Regions from separate parts of the Homo sapiens genome. Here region 1 is linked to region 2. Evidence: chromatin loops called from intact Hi-C (ENCODE). Cell type or tissue: A673. All regions are shown on one strand. Each heading gives the region's core, and the rest is flanking DNA. Links, peaks and the distances in the headings are about the cores only. Region 1 has its middle 180 kb from the start of KCNIP4. Region 2 has its middle 170 kb from the start of ADGRA3.

What was found. Hi-C counts contacts between places; a loop is a spot of excess contacts. Peaks named below come from ENCODE experiments on the same cell type or tissue, not always from the same donor. Only the 100,000 strongest peaks of a DNase experiment are listed, where the experiment ranks them.
Region 1: a loop joins it to region 2, with 2.0 times the contacts of the local background. A loop is called at or near these places in 6 of 110 quality-filtered maps.

The regions. Positions count from the first base shown.
Region 1 is chr4:22,125,012-22,133,352 of GRCh38, reverse strand. No RefSeq gene overlaps it. Among named protein-coding and RNA genes, the nearest start is that of KCNIP4, 180 kb to the right of the region's middle. In A673, for the core only: a CTCF peak has its summit at 3,706 (motif pointing left); no DNase peak of the experiment used is centred there.
Region 2 is chr4:22,686,648-22,694,988 of GRCh38, reverse strand. It overlaps the pseudogene GBA3. Among named protein-coding and RNA genes, the nearest start is that of ADGRA3, 170 kb to the right of the region's middle. In A673, for the core only: a CTCF peak has its summit at 4,081 (motif pointing right); a DNase peak (open chromatin) is centred at 4,088; H3K27me3 peaks cover 2,292 bases.

The DNA of each region.
Region 1 (8,341 bases), core at 118-8,117, 560 kb after region 2:
GTATCTAAACAGTATAGCCTCTTAAGGTTGAGATTATTTAATAAGTTAATGTCTATAGGAATCCACCTGGTCAATTTCTGATTTATAAAAAGTACTCAAATATTAGCTAATATAATTAGGCTTTATTTGACTTAGCTTTTACTGTGTGATTCTGGACATATCCAGCATATCCTATGCTATCTCTTTCTCCATGGAAATTTAATCAACACCAGACAACACTTATGATTAATTAATAAAACAGGTTACTTGAAAACCACAAAATCCTCCAGATCACCATGTGTTTTTAAAATAATAATATTGCTTGAACTGATAGATTCATTGTAACGTCACTTTCAATGACACGCAAGGAGTAGATTACTTAGGGAAAATAAAAACCTCACGTTCACTGGCACGCAAACAGACAGCAGTTATGTATAGGCAGCAGTTATGTTGAAAACTCGATCAACTCAGCAGGAGAAAAAAAACATTCAGCATGTAATTAGCTCAAAGTGTTGAGCTCTCTTTTCTATTTTTTACCTGGATGTGCTGGAGTCTTGCATGAACTGCTCATAGTTACTACAATCAATGCCATGGCCATGAAAGAAACCACTAACTGTACCAGTGTACCAACTAAACTGTATCTCAAGGCATAAAAAAGGGAGGTAGTATGAATAATATGGAAGAAAATGGACTGTCACTTGTTTCAATATATCTTAGTGAAGAAGCAATAGAACTTACTGGTAAATGGTGAAGACACTGGGAACAACAAGAATGCCTGGTTTGCAATGCCAGCTCATGCATTTATTACCTATATGAACTTAGACAAGCTTAATTTCTCTTTGTCTTAATTTTCTCTACCATAAAATTGGAATAATAGGACCTCACAGGACTAAAGAAATCAGTACATTCAGAGTGCTTCGAATAGTGTCTGGCTTATACAAAGTGGCTTTCAAGAAACATTAATTATTTTTATGCTTAAGATCACTAATCATCAGGGAAATGCAAATCAGGACCACAATGTAATATTACCTGACACCTGTTAGAATGCGTATTTTTTTTAAGAGACAAAAGATAGCGAATTTTGACAAGGATATGGAGAAAAGAGAATCCTTGTATATTGTTGGTGGTAATGTAAATGAGAATATGGGAATAAATGTGGAAAACAGTATAAAGATTTCTCAAAAACTAAAAATAGAATCAACTTATGTTCCAGCAATCCCATTTCTGGGTATATATCCAAAGGAAATGAAATAAGCATCTTGAAGAGATATCTGCACCCTCATGTTCACTGCAGCATTATTCAGAATAGCCAAGATAAACAATCCACCTACATGGGGGGTGGGGAAAATGGGCATATATTGTTTTAAGAATACAAAGTTAAATCCCACATATATTTGACATCACCCCAATTCCCCATGATGATGCAGGGGTTCCTCCACTGCCTTGTAAAATCCAAGCCAGATTTCTCCCAGCTCATTCATTTCTCTGTCCTTTCCTATGATCTCCTCAAAACTTACCTGTTCAAGGTTTTATCTCCATTCTTGGACTTTTTGAACAGTTGGAACTCTATTGATGAAATTAATCTGCAGAAGTTGATAATGTCGATGTAAGAATAGTGCAATAATGTATCTCTCTAGATTAGGTGTTTTCTATTATAATGGGGGATACAGTGCCTGTAACCAAAGTAACTCATAATGGTTGTTTTAGACTGTTGGGGAAATGATTTTGGAAGAAATATTTATTTAGACCTCCTCAAATCATTTAAACTGCTGTGAAACCTTTGTTCTGATGGATAAAATTACGAGGAAGAAAAGGAGAAAGAATCCAGCCCTCTAGTAGTAGGTATTTTACATAACAGTTAATGACTCTTAAGTCCTTTTTTTTTCTTTTGAGACTGAGTTTCGCTCTTGTCGCCCAGGCTGGAGTGCAATGGCGCGATTTCGGCTCACTGCAACCTCCGCCTCCAGGGTTCAAGTGATTCTCGTATCTCAGCCTCTCGAGTAGCTGTGATTACAGGCACGTGCCACCACGCCCAACTAATTATTGTATTTTTAGTAGAGACAGGGTTTCATCATGTTGGCCAGGCTGGTCTCGAACCCCTAACCTCATGCCATCCACCCTCTTCGGCCTCCCAAAGTGCTGAAATTACAGTCCTGAGCCATGGTGCCCAGCCTCTTAAGTCCTTTTTAAGTTCCACACTACTGTATATACGTTAGCTCATTTAATTCTCACAACTGTATAGAATAGGTAACGTTAATAGTCTTATTTATGAATGAGGAAATAAGAGACACACTAAGTGAGGTCACACTGCTAGTCATACAGCAAAGCAAAATTCAAAACCAGGCATTCTAGGTTGGAAGCCTACTCACTTTACTAGTCTGCAGTACCACCCACCATGAAGCAGCTCATTCAGTCACTACAAAAGCCATGAACCATGTCAGTATTCGTTCTACTTAATGGGAAAAATATTTGCCCAAGGTCTCTCAACAAGGAAATAGAATTGGGATTCAATTTTAGTCCTGCCTGTTCCCAAAGGCTGTGTCATTTCCACTATACAAAGCAGCTTCTATGTGGCTCTCAAGTTCCCTTTGCAGCTTTAATTTCTCTTACACCGATTTCCTTGCAATAGAGTTGATATATACTAGGCACCTCAGGCAAAGTGGCACAGGTATTTGGCATTTGCTTTTCTCATGATATCTAGCTGAGGGTGGGGTCTAACTCTTCAGGAATATATTCCACTGTGCTTTCAACAAAACTAGTAATTGTGGCGTCTTCTAGCATTTAGGCTGCCTAATGGCTAACTTAAAAAGCTAAAGGTGACTTTACTCAGATAAAGTAATTCTGTCTGCACTCCTCTATAGTAATTTAATGTCTTGTAATTCTGTACACCATTAAGGAGCAATTAAAAGCAAGCATGTTAGGTTTCAATTCTCTAAACCTCGCAATGCAAAGTCACAGATCCTGACTCCCATTTCATTTGTTTTTAGAGGCAATGCAATCAGGACACGAATCTTTCTTATTTCTTTCCCCATTTCCCATTATCCTTCATATCCCTCTTGCCATCTAAGGGACATATGTCCCCTTGACAATCCTTCAGAGAAAAAGAATTTAGCATGAAACAGACGTGGAGTGTGGGAAGGGGGTGGAATTGAAAATAATGACAACAGCATACTCCAGAGAGATCCTGATTTCCACCTGATTTCCAGAAAGACACCCTCCTCCTGAATTCTTTTTCTTTGGCTGCTAACTACAAGTGACTGAATTAGCCTTTCATAACACTGAGGGAAGGGGCTGAAACAGGAAGAAAAAAAAAGCCCTGAGAGGAAAATTCATTGGAGGAAGCATAAATGACAATGATGTATACTAGATGTTTTTTTTTTTCTGAGAGCAGGTTTTATTAGAAAAAAGAAGAGGGGAGCTCGCCTCTTTGAACGCCTCTCTCCCTCCCACCAGCATTGGGATAAGCTCTTGACAGACATTAACCTTCACCAGGCTCCTGTGAGCTAGGTATTTACCATCTGGATTTCAGTTGATGAAATCAAAGAGGCTCGATTACTTGCCTCGGGGCGTGAAGTTAGAGAGGAACATCAGGCCTGACTCTAAAAGCTGGTATCTCTTTGGAGGTCATCAACCCGACAGTTAACAACTTGATTAACAAATACGTTTTGAGCATGATGCTGAGACTGGAGATAGAATAAGGTCTACGCCGTGAATGCTGCCCTCTGTTGGAGGAGGGTAGAACGTACCCCTTGTTTTCTGTTTGTATTTGCAGCGACCTCTGTTAGAGTAACACAATTGGCCTCCTGTGTCATCCTTCCTGGTCATTCCCCCAGGGCAGGAGACGGGCCCCAATAATTGGTAAGTTAGGAAACAAAGTATTGAACACAGTGTAGCCCTCTTTCAGAATTCTGCTTTGAGGACTCTCTGCTGGCAGAGAAACTATACCCTTTCTCATTCACTCTAATTTTAGGCTTAAAAGCCTTTCCCCTGTGAGCAGGTTGGGTCTCCAGTTCCATCGCTGAAGTATGAGTAGTTTTTCTTTTTCTTTTCTTTTATTTTAATTAATTAATGTATTTTTTATTATACTTTAAGTTCTAGGGTACATGTGCACAATGAACAGGTTTGTTACATATGTATACATGTGCCATGTTGGTGTGCTGCACCCGTTAACTCATCATTTACATTAGTTATATCTCCTAATGCTGTCCCTCCCCCCTCTCCCCACCCTACGACAGGCCCCAGTGTGTGATGTTCCCCACCCTGTGTCCAAGTGTTCTCATTGTTCAATTCCCACCTATGAGTGAGAACACGTGGTGTTTGGTTATCTGTCCTTGCAATAGTTTGCTCAGAATGATGGTTTCCAGCTTCATCCATGTCCCTACAAAGGACATTAACTTATCCTTTTTTGTGGCTGCATAGTATTCCATGGTGTATATGTGCCACATTTTCTTAATCCAGTCTATCATTGTTGGACATTTGGGTTGGCTCCAAGTCTTTGCTGTTGTGAATAGTGCCACAATAAACATACGTGTGCATGTGTCTTTATAGCAGCATGATTTATAATCCTTTGGGTATATACCCAGTAATGGGATGGCTGGGTCAAATGGTATTTCTGGTTCTAGATCCTTGAGGAATCACCACACTGTCTTCCACAATGGTTGAACTAGTTTACAGTCCCACCAACAGTGTAAAAGTGTTCCTATTTCTCCACATCCTCTCCAGCATCTGTTGTTTCCTGACTTTTTAATGATCGCCATTCTAACTGGTGTGAGATGATATCTCATTGTGGTTTGGATTTGCATTTCTCTGATGGCCAGTGATGATGAGCATTTTTTCATGTGTCTGTTGGCTGCATAAATAAATGTCTTCTTTTGAGAAGTGTCTGTTCATATCCTTTGCCGACTTTTTGATGGGGTTGTTTGATTTTTTCTTGTAAATTTGTTTGAGTTCATTGTAGATTCTGGATATTAGCCCTTTGTCAGATGAGTAGATTGCAAAAATTTTCTCCCATTCTGTAGGTTGCCTGTTCACTCTGATGGCAGTTTCTTTTGCTGTGCAGAAGCTCTTTAGTTTAATTAGATCCCATTTGTCTATTGTGGCTTTTGTGGCCATTGCTTTTGGTATTTTAGTCATGAAGTCCTTGCCCATGCCTATGTCCTAAATGGTATTGCCTAAGTTTTCTTCTAGGGTTTTTATGGTTTTAGGTCTAACATTTAAGTCTTTAATCCATCTTGAATTAATTTTTGTATAAGGTGTAAGGAAGGGATCCAGTTTCAACTTTCTACATATGGCTAACCAGTTTTCCCAGCACCATTTATTAAATGGGGAATCCTTTCCCCATTTCTTGTTTTTGTCAGGTTTGTCAAAGATCAGATGGTTGTAGATGTTTGGTATTATTTCTGAGGGCTCTGTTCTGTTCCATTGGTCTATATCTCTGTTTTGGTACCAGTACCATGCTGTTTTGGTTACTGTAGACTTGTATAGTTTGAAGTCAGGTAGCATGTTTCCTCCAACTTTGTTCTTTTGGGATAGGATTGTCTTGGCAATGCAGGCTCTTTTTTGGTTCCATATGAACTTTAAAGTAGGTTTTTCCAATTCTGTGAAGAAAGTCATTTGTAGGTTGATGGGGATGGCATTGAATCTATAAATTACCTTGGGCAGTATGGCCATTTTCACGATATTGTTTCTTCCTATCCATGAGCATGGAATATTCTTCCATTTGTTTGTGTTCTCTTTCATTTTGTTGAGCAGTGGTTTGTAGTCCTCCTTGAAGAGGTCCTTCACATCCCTTGTAAGTAGGTATTTTATTTTCTTTGAAGCAATTGTGAATGGGAGTTCAATAATGATTTGGCTCTCTGTTTGTGTGTTACTGGTGTATAGGAATGCTTGTGATTTTTGCACATTGATTTTGCACCCTGAGACTTTGCTGAAGTTGCTTAAGGAGATTTTGGGCTGAGATGATGGGGTTTTCTTAATATACAATCATGTCATCTGCAAACAGGGACAATTTGACTTCCTCTTTTCCTAATTGAATACCCTTTATTTCTTTCTCTTGCCTGATTGCCCTGGCCAGAACTTCCAACACTATGTTGAATAGGAGTGGTGAGAGAGGGCATCCCTGTCTTGTGCCAGTTTTCAAAGGGAATGCTTCCAGTTTTTGCCCATTCAGTATGAAATTGGCTGTGGGTTTGTCATAAACAGGTCTTATTATTTTGAGATATGTCCCATCAATACCTAGTTTATTAAGAGTTTTTAGCATGAAGGGCTGTTGAATTTTGTCAAAGGCCTTTTCTGCATCTATAGAGATAATCATGTGGATTTGTCTTTGGTTCTGTTTATATGATGGAATATGTTTATTGATTTGCATATCTTGAACCAGCCTTGCATCCCAGGGATGAAGCCAACTTGATCGTGGTGGATAATTGTTTTCATGTGCTGCTGGATTCAGTTTGCCAGTATTTTATCGAGGATTTTTGCATCAAGGATTTTTGCATCGATGTTCATCAGGGATATTGGTCTAAAATTCTTTTTTGTTGTGTCTCTTCCAGGCTTTGGTATCAGGATGATGCTGGCCTCATAAAATGAGTTAGGGAGGATTCCCCCTTTTTCTATTGATTGGAACAGTTTTAGAAGGAATGGTACCAGCTCCTCTTTGTACCTCTGGTGGAATTCGGCTGTTAATCAGTCTGGTCCTGGACTTTTTTTAGTTTGTAGGCTATTAATTATTTCCTCCATTTCAGAGCCTGTTATTGGTCTATTCAGGGATTCAACTTCTTCCTTATTTAGTCTTGGGAGGGTATATGTGTCCAGGAATTTATCCATTTCTTCTAGATTTTCTAGTTTATTTGCATAGAGGTGTTTATAGTATTCTCTGATGGTAGTTTGTATTTCTGTGGGATTGGTGGTGATATCCCCTTTATCATTATATATTGCATCTATTTCATTCTTCCTTCTTTTCTTCTTTTTTAGTTTTGATAGTAGTCAATCAATTCTGTCGATCTTTTCAAAAAACCAGCTCTTGGATTCATTGGTTTTTTTGAAGGGTTTTTTTTGCCTCTATCTCCTTCAGTTCTTAGTTATTTCTTGCCTTCTGCTAGCTTTTGAATGTGTTTTCTCTTGCTTCTCTAGTTCTTTTAATTGTGATGTTATGGTGTCAATTTTAGATCTTTCCTGCTTTCTCTTGTGGGCATTTAGTGCTATAAATTTCCCTCTACACACTGATTTGAATGTGTCCCAGAGATTCTGGTATGTTGTGTGTTTGTTCTCATTGGTTTCAAAGAACATCTTTATTTCTGCCTTCATTTCGTTATGTACCCAGTAGTCATTCAGGAGCAGGTTGTTCAGTTTCCATGTAGTTGAGCGGTTTTGAGTGAGTTTCTTAATCCTGAGTTCTAGTTTGATTGCACTGTGGTCTGAGAGACAGTTAGTTATAATTTCTGTTCAATTACATTTGCTGAGGAGTGCTTTACTTCCAACTACATGGTCAATTTTGGAATAAGTGCAATGTGGTGCTGAGAAGAATGTATATTCTGTTGACTTGGGGTGGAGAGTTCTGTAGATGTCTATTAGGTCCACTTGGTGCAGAGCTGAGTTCAATTCCTGGATATCCTTGTTAACTTTCTGTCTTGTTGATCTGTCTAATGTTGACAGTGGGGTGTTAAAGTCTCCCATTATTATTGTGTGGAGTCTGAGTCTCTTTATAGGTCTCTAAGGGCTTGCTTTATGAATCTGGGTGCTCCTGTATTGGGTGCATATATACTTAGAATAGTTAGCTCTTCTTGTTGAATTGATCCCTTTACCATTGTGTAATGGCCTTCTTTGTCTCTTCTGATATTTGTTTGTTTAAAGTCTGTTTTATCAGAGACTAGGATTGCAACCCCTGCTTTTTTTTTTTGTTTTCCATTTGCTTGGTAGATCTTCCTCCATCCCTTTATTTTGAGCCTATGTGTGTCTCTGCACATGAGATGGGTCTCCTGAATACAGCACACTGATGGGTCTTGACTCTTTATCCAATTTGCCAGTGTGTGTCTTTTAATTGGAGCATTTAGCCAATTATGAAGTATGAGTAGTTTTTCTTTTTCTTTTATTTTATTTTAATTAATTAATTTATTTTTTATTATACTTTAAGTTCTAGGGTACATGTGCACAACGAACAGGTTTGTTACATATGTATACATGTGCCATGTTGGTGTACTGCACCCGTTAACTCATCATTTACGGGTGAGTTCTGATGTTATTATGTGTAAATTTTATCCTGTCATTATGATGTTAGCTGGTTATATTTAGTTGATACAGTTTCTTCCTAGCATTGATGGTCTTTACAATTTGTCATGTTTTTGCAGTGGCTGGTACTGTCTGTTCC
Region 2 (8,341 bases), core at 9-8,008:
GATTCTATTTACACCATTCTGGTGCTCTACCATGCTTTCTCGGATTTTTCCGACCTCTCTTTTGAGACGGAAACTAACAAAGATCATTGCTTTTGTTTTTATTCCCAGAGGGTCAGCCTATTCAGTCACCCTCTACAACAAAGTGGAAATTATCTGGAAGAAGATGAAAGAAGATCCCATGTAGCGAAAAAGGTGGCATGGAATCTCAGCCAACCAGGACACTGTCAGACGTTCCTTTAAAAGAGCCTTGTATCACAGATCATATATGTGCAATAATATACATAATCCCCCAGTGGGAGATGTCTTCTACATGGCAGTTATCACAACTGTGTAGTAAAGATTCCTCCTTCCCATTCTAGAGGATGGGGAAATAGCAATTGAAGCTAGGAATCACAGGCAGCATGGGTTGTACCAGGATCAACTTGTCCTGTTTCTTTGTCTAGAAAGATCTCCCCATATTCAAATGGCAGTCTCCTCCTCATACCTTAAGTTTAGACGGAATGATGCTAGTTCACAAAGATCCTCCTTGATGACCCATCCTGAAGAACTGGTTTTCACGTGACCCTTTCCCACAACATCCTATTATCACCATAGCACTTACCATAGCAGTCATTATTTCATTGATTGATTGACTTGTTTTTCTCGGTGTATAAGTTTTCTAGGGGTGCTGTAACAAAGTGCCACAAAATGAAAGCCTTGAACAACAGAAATGTATTCTCTCACAGTTCTAGAGGCTGGAGTTCCAAAATCAAGGTGTCAGCAGGCTCATGGACCCCCAAGTCTCTAGGTAAAATCCCTCTTGCCTCTTTCTAATTTTTAGTGGCGACTATTGCTCCTTAGCTTACTGTAACATTCCAATCTCTCTCTCACACACGGTGTTCTCCTTGTCTCTTTGTCCAATTTTTCTTCTTTCAAATTTCCAAATTTCTCAGTGTCCAAATTTCCTTCTTTTTAGGACACCGGTCATATTGGATTGCATATCTGCCCTACTCCAGTATGATCTCATCTTAACTTGGCTAATTACATCCTCCAGTGGCCAATTCTGGCTTCTAGAACCGTAAGAGGATAAATTTATGTTGTTTAAGCCCCACAGTTTATGATATTTTATTATGGCAATCCTAGGAAGCTACCACAATAACTCACTTTGCTTTGTTTAATCCAGGGTTTCATATACTTATTTGACCAAATAAATATTTTCTCCATGGTAGCTATTAACAATCTCTAACTCCCTTTGTGGAGGGGAAGGGGGGACATACGTGTTTTAGAAAAGTAAAGCTCATCTTCCTATTTCACAGATGAAGAAACTGAGACTCAAGGAGGACAAAGAATTCACACACTTGTGTGTGGTAGGATGAGGATCAGAACTTGGGCTCCACAGGCACTCTGGGTGCTCTTTACCATTTGCTTCTATTTACTTCTCAGCTGCCCCAGGAAATATGGTGGCATACAAGATTAGGCTTGGCTTGGCGCTCACTAAGAATAGAACAGGGAACTTTTCCCAATTAATGAAGGGCTCTTTGAAAAAATCGACCCAATATTCTTCCAGCCAATAGAAAAAAATGATTCTCCTTTGTAGAGGAGTTGGGGCAAATGGATTCTAAAAATCAATTATAAAAGCAGCTGGTCCAATGTAAACTGATGTCTCAGCTGAGTTTGGACTGACTGAAAATCCAGCCACAGCTTGGTTTTCACCTCTTCATCCCTCCACCCTTCCTTGTGCCTAAAGAGACAAGAGAATGTGAGCCCCCACCCCTGACATGTTTGAAAAGGGAAACAAATTCATTGATAACATTGTGGTCTGTTCAATTCTTTGCTTTTCTTTTTGCCTCCTTACCCCACCATCTTCCTCAGGTACACAGGACACACCAGAAATAAAGCACTCCCACCCCAGTGAAGGGGAGAGAGTGTCCCCTACCTTCTACTTGATAAGCTGCAGTGGCTGCCGCCCATCCAAATCCTGCAGGGAAAGCCATGGTTTAAGAAGCTGTCTACTGGGATCTTCAGCTGCCAGAAGCAGAGCACCCTTTGGCCAGAGGAGCCAGGCAATTGTGCAAACAGAAAATGAGCTCTCACCCTAGAATGAAGCCTCAGAATACAAATATTTATGCAAACAACAAGGAAGCAGGGGCAAAGGACACTTGACTGCCACAGCCTTGATAAGAATCCAAGATACTTTGTACAAGGCCATCATTTATACTTTCTTCCCCCAGCACTCCCTGATTCTTAACAGAGTTGATAACCCTGGGTGCTAAGTCCCTGATTTGGCAGGGCACCCATTTACCTGATGTTTTGCCTTTTAAAGTAACATGAACATTGTTTTAAAAAGTCATTATCATCCTACTAGAATTTTCCCTTAGTTCATTCATCCCAATTCCTGATCCGTACTCTGTAGAGGTAACCACTTTTAACCATTTCTTCTGATATTTAATCCCATATTGTGTAAATAATAGGGTGTTGCTGCTTATTTTTTTCAATTTTAGATAATTATTGACTTCTGGGTATAGGGCAGAGGATCTAGCACTCTCTCTCTCTGTTCCTCCTCCCTCCTTCTCTTCCACCTTCTCCCATCTGGCCAACATGATAAAATTACCTTTTCATTTAAATGAATTCAATATTTATATTTCTATGAGTCTGTATGGCTCAAAGCTGAGCCATATAGTATACATACCATGCTTCCATGCAACTTTTAATTTTCTCTAGGGTTAATCCACTGCCTGATCTTTATGTTTATTTCATCTTCTTTACACCTATTACTAATTCATCCCCAAACACTCTGACAGAAGAATACATCTCTGAGTTGTTCAAACAACTCTGTCTTCCTGCTCCATTCTGCACTGTTTATTTTTTAGGACACCACAGAGCTTTGACCCACGATCTCCTTCACATCATTCAGAGAGGCTCCTTCACCTCTCCCCTGGTCTTTCTGTTTCTTTTCCCGCTTTAGAGAAGCACATCCTCAAATAACTGTCTGATAAAGGGGGCATGGGACATAAATATTTCAAAACTCTGTAGTTGCTCTGGAATTGTCTTTAGTCTAACATTGCTCTTAATATGCAGTTTTGTACAGGATTTTATGATGAAAATAATTTTCACTCAGAATTTTGAAGGCATTGGTTCCTGATTTTCTAGCTTCTGGTGTGGCTACTGACAAGTTTGATGAGAATACAAGTCCTGTTCTTTTATATGTAAACTTTTTTATTTCCCCAGCCCACCCTCTCTGACCCCCAAGTTTCTGTTTCTGAAATTTCAGTCATGTTCATTGGTGTGGAACTTCTGTCCATTGTGCCAGGAACCCAGTGGGTATGGGTTTCCACAGAAATGTACATGTTAACAGTAGGGGAAACTGGATGAGGGGCCATGGGAACTCCCTGTACTATCTTTGAAGCTTCTGTGTAAATCTAAAATTGATCCAAAATAAAAAGTTTATTTAAAAAAAAATGACTATGGATTGGGAGGCCAAGGCGGGCGGATCACTTGAGGCCAGGCGTTCGAGACCAGCCTGGCCAATGTGGTGAAACCCTGTATCTACTAAAAATACAAAAATTAGCCGGGCATGGTGGCAGGCGCCTGTAATCCCAGCTACTCGGGAGGCTGAGGCAGGAGAATCGCTTGAACCCAGGAGGCAGAGGTTTCAGTGAGCTGAGATTGCACCATTGCATTCCACCCTGGGCAACAGAATGAGACTCCATCTCAAAAAAAAAAAAAAAAAAAAAAAAAGACTATGGAAAGAGAGGAGGTATGTATAACCGAAGTGAGGAAAGTTACTTACTCGGTTTCTCTACATTGCCATTAAATCATTCTACATTGTGTAATGACAGGAACATAAAGTTTGAAACAAGGTATAAGTAGGTTGAAATCCTACCTTCTCCAGTTATCCTAACTCTAAGAAGAGATTATATACAGAAAGAAATTGGAAAAGACACTGAAGATATTTAAAGGTACATGTTTGGTGAAATAACCTAACAAATGCATGGCAAACTATTAAATTTGGCTTATGTTGTCATTCAGTTCTGAAGCAATTGTAAATTGAGAGAAAAAATAAATATCGAAATGTTTTCACGATAGAACGCTAGATGGCAGTATTGCAATTTTTTTAGGTTTGCAAGTTGCAGTATAAAGTGGTATTAAAATTCAGTTATTTCACTAATGGCTGTCTACACCAGTCGCCCCTGGCTAATTACTACTGCTCTTCTAAAGATACTTCTCCAGAAGAAACAATCTATCTTCTCAGTGCTTCACATACTCTGAAGTTATTAGTCCACAAGTGGCAGAATTAATTTCTCTCAACATTGATTGGGTTGTTGTTCTAATCCAACATTCTCAAGCTTTTTGGTGTCAGGATCTCTTTACACTCTTAAAAATAATTGTGGTTCCTAAAGAACTTTTTTTCTTTCATGTGGGTTATATTTTATATTAAATATATTTGCTGTATTAGAAATTAAAACTGAGATTTTAAAAAAACATTTATCGTTGACTTCAAACAGCAATGAAGAGCATGTTAACAGAAGTTACTTATTTTATGAAAAATAACCATATAACCCCAAACAAACAAACAAAAATATTTAGTGAGAAGAGTGTCACTGTTTAAGATTTTTACAAATCTCTTTGCATGCCTGGTTTAATAGAAGACAGCTAATGTTCCTATCTGCGTCTTATTCAATTTGTTGTCTCTAGAAAACTCCACTGTACACTCACAGAAGAATACAGACAAGAGTGGAAAAGGCAAATCATATCGTAGCATCATTATAAAAAGTTTTGACCTGGTGTACACCCAAGTGGGTCTTGAGGACCTCTAGGAGTCCACAGAACACATTTTCGTAACTGTAGCCCTCCTTGAACTCACTTTCCACCCCTCCCCTAAGACCTTCCATTGCAACCCAGCACCCCTCTGTATCTTTCTCACGTTTCTGAGAACTCATTTCACTCATCTGCCCTGCACTAGGGCCCAAATGGCTCTAAGGCATGAATTTGCAGCCATCATCTCAGGTAAGAAAGAATTATTGTATTTTAGATTTTTCTGTATACAAAAAGTAGTCTGACTTCATGGTCCCATCCAGGAAGATTGGCTGGTAATTTAATTTGTCATTACTGTATTTGGGCCCCCTCTGCTTCATTTTAGGGCCATACAAGAAAATTTGGGTCTTATGAAAACCAAAATTCTTTGTAATACCTGTGTTTCTATTCCCCTACCTCCCAGTGTTGGTCTGTACCAGTTAATGCCAAGATGCCCACTCTCCAGGTCTACTATGGTCTCTTCAAGTCCACTGATTCTAGGGACTCAAGCCTTCTCCAGGGGTGAAGCTCTGAGGTTCTATGTTCAACTGCCGCTCATCACAGCCACAGTAGTTCCTCTGACGTCCTGCCACCTTCTGAAGGTACTGCCTCAGAACAGCACAACAAACCTTTTTATTCACGAGTGTCACCAACCTCTGTCTACTCCCCAAGCAAACATAAGTTACTTGCATTATAGTTTTGTCTACAGGTGTGCTCTTTCTAGAAGTCCTGGGACTGCTAAGTATATTAATCAGTCCTCACACTGCTGTAAAGAACTACCTGAGACTAGGTAATTTATGAAGGAAAGGCGTTAGATTGACTCACAGTTCCACAGGCTATACAGGAAGCAGGGCTGGGAGGCCTCAGTCATGGCAGAAGGATGAAGGGGAAGTAAGCATGTCTTCATGTGACAGGAGGAGAGTGCAAGTGAAGGGGGACTACACACTTTTTTTTTTCCTTGAGACGGAGTCTCGCTCTGTCACCCAGGCTGGAGTGCAGTGGCGCAATGCCGGCTCACTGCAACCTCCGCCTCCCAGGTTCAAGTGATTCTCCTGCCTCAACCGTCTGAGTAGCTGGGATTACAGGCATGCATCACCACACCCAACTAATTTTTGTATTTTTAGTAGAGACGGGGTTTCACCATGTTGGTCGGGCTGGTCTGGAACTCTTGAACTCATGATCCGCCCGCCTCAGCCTCTCAAAATGCTGGGATTACAGGCGTGAGACTACACACTTTTAAACAACCAGATCTCATGAGAACTCACTCACTATCATGAGAACAGCAAGGCAGAAATCCACCCCCATGATTTAATCAACTTCCACCAGGCCCCTCCTCCAACACTGAAGATCATAATTCAACATGAGATTTGGGTAGGAACACAGAGCCAAACCATATCATGAAGAAACTGTAAATTCAGGGACCTCTAGGTAAAAAGGAAAAAAAAAATCTTGCACAAAACTTTATTTGTTAACTGTAAAACAAGCTGTTCTTTAGTAAGAATTCAGCCCTATTAGTCATGATCTTGACCCTCCCAACTTGAATTGCTGAGATTCAAAAACTCTGGCATTCAAAATGCTCCTGCATACCTGTGTAGGAGAAAAAGATTCTAAATGAACGTTAGTCTATCTGTAGCAAAGATGCCTGTGTGTTCTAGCCGCCCTTGTTTCCCCTTCCATCTTGCCACACTTTTTGACTACATTTTTCAGCAACTTTGCAAATGGTTGTGACCACATTACTATGTGTCCTGGCCAGTGGAATGTAGGCAGAAGTAATGTGTACCACTGCCAGGCTGGGACACTACAATCTGCCTGCATAATCATTCATGTTTCAGCCATGTATCATCATTCTTCTTTCATCCACTGGCTGGATATACAGGCTCCACTGGAAGACTCTAAGACCCTAGGAATTCTCAGACGGAAGGAGCCTGGTTCTCTGTATCACAGCATGGAGCAGAGCCACATAACAGCCTGTGAACAATCCACTTTAAACTACAGTGTAAATAAGAAATAAACTTTTATTTTTCTAAACTACTGAGAGTGGAGAGTTGCTGATAAATACACTCTCTGAAAACAAACTGCTTCCTTGAGCTTTTTTTTTTTTTTTTTAACATAGTTAAATGACTTCAAAGTGTTTTCTTCCAGAGGAGAGCCTCTTCAGTGATACTATGTCATTGGAGAAGAAAGGAAGTGGAAGGGAACGTGAAGAAGGGGCAGGTGCAAAGGGTACATCTACTTGCAGTGGTTGGTGCAATGGATTATTCATCATGATTTCCTGCATTTACCAAGAAAGGTCTAGCCAAATTTTGACCTCAGAAGGCAAATTTTACAAAATTGCTTCTCAAAAAGGCCGCCGACTCCTGCAAGTAATCTGCTATTTTTAAGATTTCAATAATTCTAATTACTACTGTACATTTACTTCCTATAAGGTCTCCCAGGCTACCTAAACATCAATTGTATTGCTTTAATATTGACTGGAATTACATAAACTCATTGTGGTAATACCAGCTTCTCAGGCATGAAAATGCAAAAATGAATTAGTTACCATATTGCTCTCAGTTTCTTAGTAGACAGAATCTGTCAAAACATGAGGTGTAGAAAGTAATTCAGTAATAAAGGGCGTCTTTGGTTGTGGAAATTCTGACAGCCGTGTTGTGTGTGTGTACGTGTGCAGGAGCCAGGGGTAGGAACATTTACTAACATGAGCCACCCAGGACTTGGACGACCTACCTTTTGGTAACAGAATTTGATTTTCCATTGGGTATCTGCCTTTTACCCTATGCAGCCTAAATGTTTCTGGAAAATCTGACCCTGGGCCCCACGTAATAACTTGTCAGCTCCAGGGATTCATTTAAGGCCATATTCATATTTCATCTCATTGGTTACAGGGATTAAATTAGTGATGGGCTTGAAACCCAATTCCAACAATAAAAAATGAGAGAAGGTCTGTTAAGATTTCTAAGAAAAAAGCTTCCTCACTTTTCCAAAGAAGCTATCCAGAAAGACATACTCTTCCTGCTACACCTCAATACGGAAGTTTTTAGCAGCCATTTCACAAACATAGAGGATCAACCTTGGCATATAGAGGAAAGAGGGAATGAAATAACCTTTGTGAAATTATGGATTCCTTTTATGGTTTAGGTGTCTTTGAGTTTGTTTCCTGTTACTTGCAACCAAAAATTTCAAATACAGTAAACATGTGAGTGTGCATATATGTGTAAATATGTGTGACACATTGATATGTGCATGTGTTACATCTAGCCATGCATGTGGTATTATGCAGATGTAGATGTGTGTAGATGTGAAAGCAGATGTGTGCATACATGCATGTATGTGTGTATACATGCATGTATGTGTGTATGGTTCACACGTGTCTGTGTATCATAAATCCCTGCACATAAAGGAACTTCAAAACCTTTACTGGATATTTTTTCTAGTTGTCTTGAATGCTGGCCCATATCACCAGCCTGGAAATGAAGATAAATGTGAGATAATTAATGGCAGGCTCAAGTGGGATTCGATTGCATTATTTGCATTTAGTTATTGAAGGCTATGCACCTCATAAGATTTA